Regions from separate parts of the Homo sapiens genome. Here region 2 is linked to region 1. Evidence: chromatin contacts called from ENCODE Hi-C or POLR2A ChIA-PET data. All regions are on one chromosome and are shown on one strand. The core of a region is the stretch at or near the end of the contact, and the rest is flanking DNA. Distances in the headings are between cores, read along the strand shown. Region 1 overlaps ZNF618 (zinc finger protein 618). Region 2 overlaps ZNF618 (zinc finger protein 618).

The links. Hi-C counts contacts between places; a loop is a spot of excess contacts on that map. ChIA-PET counts read pairs that join two places held with the same protein, here RNA polymerase II (POLR2A). Pooled maps may share reads with other maps.
Region 2: a loop to region 1 is called in a pooled map, with 2.0 times the contacts of the local background. The contact joins two enhancer-like sites. A Hi-C loop is called at or near these places in 4 of 168 maps with a recorded cell type or tissue (Right ventricle myocardium superior, ascending aorta, endothelial cell of hepatic sinusoid and 1 more) and 3 of 50 pooled maps. POLR2A ChIA-PET finds 5 or more read pairs at or near these places in 5 of 52 experiments (AG04449, BJ, HEK293 and 2 more).

The regions. Positions count from the first base shown.
Region 1 is chr9:113,911,650-113,915,664 of GRCh38, forward strand. All of the region lies in intron 1 of ZNF618 (zinc finger protein 618), which reads left to right. Among named protein-coding and RNA genes, the nearest start is that of ZNF618, 37 kb to the left of the region's middle. Within about 2 kb of position 1,927, at least 6 of the 41 ENCODE cell types and tissues checked have a DNase peak (open chromatin) inside an H3K27ac peak, as active enhancers do.
Region 2 is chr9:113,961,641-113,965,704 of GRCh38, forward strand. All of the region lies in intron 1 of ZNF618 (zinc finger protein 618), which reads left to right. Among named protein-coding and RNA genes, the nearest start is that of ZNF618, 87 kb to the left of the region's middle. RefSeq lists enhancers at 2,377-2,877, 2,516-3,893. Within about 2 kb of position 2,756, at least 2 of the 41 ENCODE cell types and tissues checked have a DNase peak (open chromatin) inside an H3K27ac peak, as active enhancers do.

The DNA.
Region 1 (4,015 bases), core at 677-3,176:
ATAGGTGGGATGGATACAAATTCTCTCCTGATTTTTTTAAAAAAGCTCAACATTATAAGATTCCTGTTTCCCAGTGTTATTGCAAGCCTTGAGGGTTTTGACTGCGGGTATTCCATGAGGTGGCTGTACCCTCGACAGCCCAACAGTGGCCTGTTTTGGGGGATGTTTTGCTATTTACAGGTTTTCCTTATTGTAAATATTGCTGAAAAGAATATCTTGTAAGTGAATTCATTTTCATGTTTTAGATTGTTTCTCAGACTTTTCAATCTAGAAGGAGTCTTGTTGATCACCCAGACCACTTCTTTAGTGTTAGCTTGTCCTAGAACGCGAAGGAGGGCCTGAAACACAGATTGCTGGGCCCCACCCCCAGAGATTCTGATTCAGCAGGTGTGGGCGGGGCCTGAGAGTCTTCATTTCTAATAAGCTCTCAGCTGGTGCTGATACTGCCACCGACCACACTTTGTGTGGCAGGAGCCAGCCTCTGCTTCAAGGGAAGTTGAGGCTAAGGAGATTGGAGGAATGGTGAGGAGTGGCCATTTCCCAGCCAGACCAGTGAGTGGCTCCCATGCTGGGGCACTGATCCCACTCTTGCTGCCCCTGTCCCCTGAGAACATACAGGAGAAGGCAGCATTCATCTACACAAAGGGATCTCCTCCATTTAAATTTGATTAGGATGGGATTAGGATGGGATTTCAGCAACTCAGGCCTGGCAGATGCAGGCAGCAGACGTGTGCTTAGTGCTGGGATATGGGTGGGGCCAGGGTAAGAGCCAGTTTAGGAAAGAAACTGTCAGAGAATATGGTGAATCATTTTAAATGTGAGTGAGTGACAGTCTTTCTAGGATGCAAGGGGTTAAGCAGGCAGCAGGCACAGCCTCCCCGGAGCCAAAGGGGGAACTCAGGAGTAAGTCGGGACTGCCTAATTAATTCAATTAAACTATTTTATAAGCTCTGCTGGTGTCAGTAAATTGTTAAAGTCTATTAAAAAATCAGTGGAACGTGATGAGGGTTGGGGATGCCACATCACCTTCCTAGAGTTCCTCCCCTCGTCTTCCTCCCCTGTCGTGGGATGCACCAAAGGAGGGATGGGAAGGTGTCAGAGGCCCTGTCTGGTGCTGCCACTGACCTCTGTGGGTGCCAAGACAGATCCCACCCCCCTTGGCCTCATTTTCCCCATCTGTACAGTTAAGTGATGGACCAGCGCTTTAACATCCCTTTAGCAACAGTTACGAGGATTTTCTGATCTCTTCTGGCCTGGGCTGTTTTGTACCAGGGAACCTTGGGCCTTCAAGAAAACCCTCCAAGGTCAGAGGCGGCTGTTACTCCAGACATTCTGCTTGGTCTCTGCTCTTCCTTCACAGCAAGTTCATCTGGACAGTTTCCAGGGGCAGCTGTCAGGGCAAGTGATCTATAAGGGAGGTTCAAACTCTGGAAACGGGAGAGTGAGCAGAGTGGATTTCACCAGGAACCGCTGCCACGTGTAAGAGCTGCTTTCTCTAACGCCTGTGCTGAGTGAAGGGAAGCTGCCCCTAGAATCTCACTCAGTGCCCACCTGCCCACACGCAGGGAGGTGGTATTCCCCCCTTTTACAGATGAGGATACTGAGGCTCACAGGGTTGAAGCGATCTCAGTGTTAACTGGTAAGTGGTAGAGTTGAGATTTGAATTCAGGATTGCTGTCCCTCAAAGTCTGTGCGGTTGACCGCCTTCTTCTGCAGATAGATTTAACATAAAGCTACATCCCCCTGACAAACCCTGCAATGTGCAGCATTGGAGTCACGGGAAAGAAAACACTAGCAATGTTCTTTAGCCAGTATCCAGTTGTGAGGAACCTGCAGGAGGGGGCGACAGCCCTACCCTTGGAGGTATGAAAGCAGTTGCTGGCTGACCACTAAGGCAGGCCTCTTAGAGCCAAGATCCTGCAGCTCTGGGCCCAGCTGTTGCTTCATACTTTTCAGCAGTTTATGCCAGGCTTGGGAACTTGGCAGATATCACTCCTTGGTTCTTGAACACTGCAGTCAGTGTCTATCTTTGGTCAGATCTTGTTTGGCTAAACCAGTAGGGCAGGCAGCAATGGTCTTGAGGGAGGGAGGGTGGGTGCTGTGGAAAGACTGTTGTCTTGGGTTTGAGGGTAGACTTAATGAGCTGTGGATCTTTGGCAAGTCCCTTTCTCTCCTAATCTTAGAAGTTGAGGCTTGTTGCCCTTACTTCTGAAATGTGGCTCAGGCTGTATGCTCCACGGGGACATGGGAGAGGAAGGTGGAGGTGAATTGAGGGCTAGATAAACCTGTGAATGGAACACACTGTGTCTTAGAAATTCACAGTGGCCATTGGGTCTTTAAAGGCTCTGAAAAGTCCTGCAGCAAAGAAAATAGATGAATTTTGTTTATTCAGCCTCCCCCAACCTGGACCACCCTTTCCCCCTCTAAGCACACTTTTTATTTAACATGCTGCTGGCTAATATAAGGAGACATGAACACTGAGTTATTACCCCAGGAGAGAGCTGCTTTTTAAGGCGGTTGCTCCCCCGGTTCTTTCTGTGATGAGAACACCCTTTCTGTAAATGGGATAAATTGGCCCTTAGCAAGGTAGTGTCTAAGTCTTCTAAGTCGGGTTTCCTTAAACCAAAGTCCATGTTTGTTCCAGGATCCCAGAGGCCTGCCAAATTCCAAGAGCCTCTTTTGGTTCCCTCTGGCAGCCAGGCCTTCAAGACGCAGGATATAGGCACCTTGGGGCTCTCCTCACGTGCGCTTCTCTGTAGAGCCATTAATCTCAGAGCCACTAAGCACTGAAGCAGAAGAACCCATTGGGTGGGACTTTAAAGTTGCCTCAGTGTATGCAACAAAATCCCAATCATTCGGAGTTGCCGGTTTATGATTTTGTAAACTGCAGTTGACCTTTCCAAAAGATTTGCTAGGGAAAATGCTAGTGTAAAGAAGATCTTCAGGGGAAGAGCTCTAAGGTGTGTAAGGAATCATTCTATTTTTAAGCCTTTTGAATGCTCCCATTGGAATATAAACACTATGCTAATTATAAAAACATCTTTTCTGTTCCAAACGGGTGTAACAAGATAGAGAGGGCTGGGTAGGGGAAGGGAGGAGTGTTTAAACAGAGGTTGAACCAGAGATCAAACACCATCTGGCCACAATAGTTGCTCATCTTTAAAAATTCTGATGTCCCACCTGTTTTGACAACTTGGATGTAACAGTCAGTAGGAGCGAGCTTGACTGGCCCCCTCATCTTCCCAGCACTGGCCTCCAACCTGACTGGCTCATGAAACTTACCTGCATAGCCCCTGATCCTTTGAAATTTGCACCCCTGTCTAAGAACAGTTTTCTCTAATATTTTAAGGGCACAGTTAGCATAAAATTGCTCATTTTCTCTTCATTTAACTATAGAGGGAAAATCTTCTACCTTACTTAGCAAAACTTTCAAAGATAAACAGTTTTAGCAGCAACTGACCATTATTGAGCACCTACTATGCATCAGGCTTTGTGCAAGGCGCTGGAGTTTGGCCTCCATGTAGCTTGCTGCCTGCTATGGTCGGCATCACTGAGTGCATCTGAGGTTGCTTTCTAGCCACCAGCCAGGTGTCACTCAAAGCTTCTGCCCTGCCTGTCGTATGGTGGACCTCAGCAGAAGATTCTGAAATAGTGGAAGTGGTTCTTGCTGTTGACATCCGCTACTGTCAAAGATGAGATGAAGGACTAGATGAGCCCCTGAGAAGTCAGGCCGTTGGTTCCCTTTGAGCTTTGTGGATGCCAAGGTGAAGGGGTGGAGGAACTGGGGGGAGACTGGTGGCTTGAGGAGGGTCAGGGACACCAGCTGGAGGAGGTGTGCAGGCTTGTGGGTAGTTAATGCTGAGATTGGTAAAGGGGAAAGATAAAGCCATCCGAGACTCTAAGGAAAAGGTAGAAAGATTCTAATTAGCCAAGGCTTTGTATGCAAATGGCATTTCAAGATGCTTAAAAATACCTTTTGAGGGAAGCTGAAAATATTAGGTGGTCTACTTGAGCA
Region 2 (4,064 bases), core at 1,506-4,005, 51 kb after region 1:
AGTACAATGTGTTAGATACATACCACTGAATGTGATCTAAGAGGCAAGGACTAATTAGAGAATTTATCATATATTTGGTTTCCAGGAACAGAATCCTCTTTGTAACTTGCAAAGCTCTTTATAACTTTTTCAGCATTGGCCCTGGCACTTTTAAATGGCATTTTTTAGGGACACCTGGTGAATAAATGCTGGAGCTGCCTGTGCCTGAGTTGGAGCTCTGTAGCTAGACAGAAAAACAGTTCATCCATATGGTTTGGGGCTAAGTTTTATCCATTGGTTCCATAGGGGAAGGGCCAAATATATAGAGGAAATGGCTGTGGACTTGGGGTGAGAAGATGTGTGAACCTTGGCCAAGCCACTGGCGGTGGTATGACCTTGGATAAGTCACTTAGCCCCTCCACGTGCTTGGTTAATTCTTGGTCAAAGAGGGATATTTAAACCACAGTGTTTTCCCTGCAGGGTTACTGGGAGGATCTCATTCGGCGTAACTTATCTGTAAAGTACTGTGCTGATGGTTAGTATTCTCATGTGTGGGAGAGATGCAACTCCATTTTTCTTGGTGCTAAGGCCCATGATTTTTGGAATCTTCCTTGACTCTTTCTTTATGTCATACCCCACATCTAATTTACCAGCACCAACCAGTATATTCAGAACTCAACCTTTCCTCACCCTCTTCAGTCCCTGCCACCATCATCTTTTCCCTGGACTGCTCCGTAGCCCTGCCAGCCTTCTGTTTCCCCCCTGGCCTCATGGTCTCCTTTCAACACAGCAACCAGAGTGATCTTTCTAAAATGTAAGTCAAAGTATGTCACTTTGCCAAAACCTTCTAGTGGCTTTCCAGAGTAGAAGCCAAGGCTCTTCGGTGGCCTGCAAGGCTCTGCATGAGCTGACCTCCCATGATCTCTCCTCCTCTTGTCCTCATGTACTCTGCCCCAGGTATCCTGACATTCTTGCTGTTTGCCAAGCACACCAGGCATGCTCCTGTCCTGGGGTCATTTGCACTGGCATCCACTTTGCCCCAGACACCACATGGCCAACTCTCTCACCCTCTTACAGTGTTCACCCAATGATGCCTACCCAACTACCCTACTTAAAATTGCAGCCTGTGGCTCCTCCCTTGTCCCCAGCATTCCTGACCACCCTATCCTTCCCTGTTCATGACTCCCCCGCCTCCCCCACACACCATAGAACTGATTACTTTCAAGCATGCTATATGTTTTACTTATTTATTACGCCTAATGTTAGCGTCTCCCCCCACTTGAATGTAATTGCCACAAGGGTATAGATATATCCCAACTGCCTAAAATGATGTCTGGCATGTAGAAGGAGCTTGATAAATGTTTGTTGGATGAATGAGTGAATTTTCCTTATTTGAGTCTTGTGCCTCAGTGGAGGAGACAGAAAGTTACATGTTAAGTTTTGGGGATTCACTGGCTTTTGGAAAGGAAATAGATATATAAATAAAGCTTGAGTTGTTTCAGACCAACTGTCCTCTAAATATTAGGGGACATAGAATCATCCTCTGGGCAGGTCCTGGGTTGGTGGGTGCTTCTTGCAAGCGCAGTGCCCCCTGCAGGCCTCCAGGTTAAATGCACTTGGTTGCACCCACTGCCGAGGTCACATATCTTCCTGCAAGGTTAATTGTACCAGCTGGTCGTTTAAAACAATGTTGATGTTTGTACTAACATATAAAAATATATGAAATATGTATTATGGTGTCGTATGTATTTGGTAGTTTGAATGTAATATTCAAATGTATTGGTAAGAATTAGTAAGCTACAAGACTTCAAAGGGCATTTGAGCATGCAGAGAAACTCCCATTTCTCTCTGGGTTCATGTTCATGCTTCCCTTCCATAAGGGTGCAGAGAAGCCTGAAAAATACTGACCACTGGGCATTCAAAATTGTCCCCTAGTGGATTTGACGTCATCCACCCAGAGCCCAGCAGAGTACTTGCCACATAGTAGGTTTCCAAGAACTATCTGCTGAGTGAATAAAGGAATGATTAATTATTTGAGGTCAATTGATATATTTCATTCAAGCATGATTGCCAATGCACCATTCATCTAAGCAACCTCATTGTCAGTATTTTTTTGAGAAACAATCATAATTAACAGATTCAACTATATTTGCCGAGTATTTGCCCTGTGCCAGGCCCTGAGCTGGGTGCTGGTGACATGGTCATGTGTGGGATGTGGCCTTTGGAGGAGGGGCAGCACACACCCTGGGGGGTGACAGACGCTTCAGGAACTGCAGCCCCAGTCCCAGTCCCGTAGAGTTGGTTGATGTCTGCGTGTCAGCAGTGTTGGGAAAACAATGAACAGGGACAAATTAAATCTAGCTGGGGGAGGAGGGAGCCATTCAATTCTCTAGAGACCAAGTAATTTTTGAGTTGCGGTGGGGGAGGAAAAGGCAAAATCCTAATTATAGCACTGTGAAAATGTGCTGCGCCAGGTCCATCTTGAGCTTGGCTAGCTGAGGCGCCATCTTGGAAATGCCCCCTCCAAGATGGCGGCCCCCTTCTAACCTCACAGAGCTAGGGGGACTGTGAGGCCCCCACATTTGTGGCAGCACCTCAGCCTCCCCGAGCCTCAGGCTCGGTTCTCTTATCGAAGAAAGGCATTTCATTCTTCGAGATCAGGCAGCCAGGACCTAAGGAGCTGTTTTTCCTCCATTGTGCAAGCATGACAAATCATTAATTTTTGATTGATTTGCTTAGAATTATGGGCGCCCCAGCATTCTTTCCGCCGCTGAACAGCTGTATAACAAATGAATATATCAGTGAGCACAAAAGATTGGAGATCTAAGAGAAGCAATTACATTGGCCACCCTCCCCCACCCTCACCGCTTCCCGGGCAATGAAGGGAGGAAATTTTTACCAGAAATTCCTCAAGTGGCTTAAAAAAAAAAATGCCATTTTATAATTGAATTAAATCTTTATCTCTTCATCTTTTGCAGCAGGTTTTTCCAAACACACAGCGGTTCCCCACGTGCTTGGGTTCTATCCATCCAGGAGGAATCTTTAATAATGAAATTTCAACTTGTGAGAATTAAAACCAAAATGAAAAAAAGGAAAAAAAGAAAAGAGCAAATTCTACCCCTCCTTTCTGCTTTTTTTTTTTTTTTTTTTTTTGGTTGCTGCTATTCCTTTAAGATTTTGGAACCGTACCAGTGCACTAAATGTGACCTCCATAACTTTTAAATTAAGAATTTATGCTGGCTTGAAATTTATGAAATATTTCAGCATGAAAGAAAGCCTTTTTCCCTCAGGAAAATTGAGCAATAAATCACAGCACTGTGGATTTACTGCCCTAGAGCCAGCGAGAGATAGGATTTTTTTTTTTTTTTGCTTCATTCTGAAAAAAAAAAAAATGTAATCATATAAGACAGCTTAGCTGCTATCCTCCCACTCTCTAGAATTTTTAATTTCAGCTGTTTCTGCTTGGATTTATTTCCAATATTCCTGCTCGGCTTTTCAATTTCCTCAGTTATTAAATTTTAATTCAGTGCATTAGCATTTAAATTAAAAAAGGGTTTATTTTATCGAAATCGTTGGCCAGCCCCCATCCTGGAGCACACGAATTGCCTGTTTCTGCCATTTGCACAAAATGTGAAATGCAGCTAATGTCTTACAACTTACATTTGCACAAATTTAGAAATAAAATTTCTGGGTTTGGAATAATATTTTCTTTCCAAGAAAACCCTTAATAAGAGAATGGAAAAGAACAACTTCACATTCATTTGGGAGGGAAGAGGAGGGTCGAATGAAACCAAAAATAGCCTTGCCCAGGTCCTGAGGGGAAACTGGTGAATAAGGAATGGGTGGGGCTGGGAAGAGGGGACAGGCACCCTTATTCGGGGCTGGAGGGCTTAGATACACCTTCACCCCAGCTTTACGAGAGTGAGAAGGAGGATCTCACTGGGGTCCTCCTTATTTTATTTGTCATAGAGGAGTCTGGTTTTAAGGTTGGGTCAACTCCACATGGAGTGGGGGAGATGACCTGATTTAACCTCCTTCTCCGCCCCCATTTTTTACCTATGGAGAATCTCAGGTGCAGAGAAAGG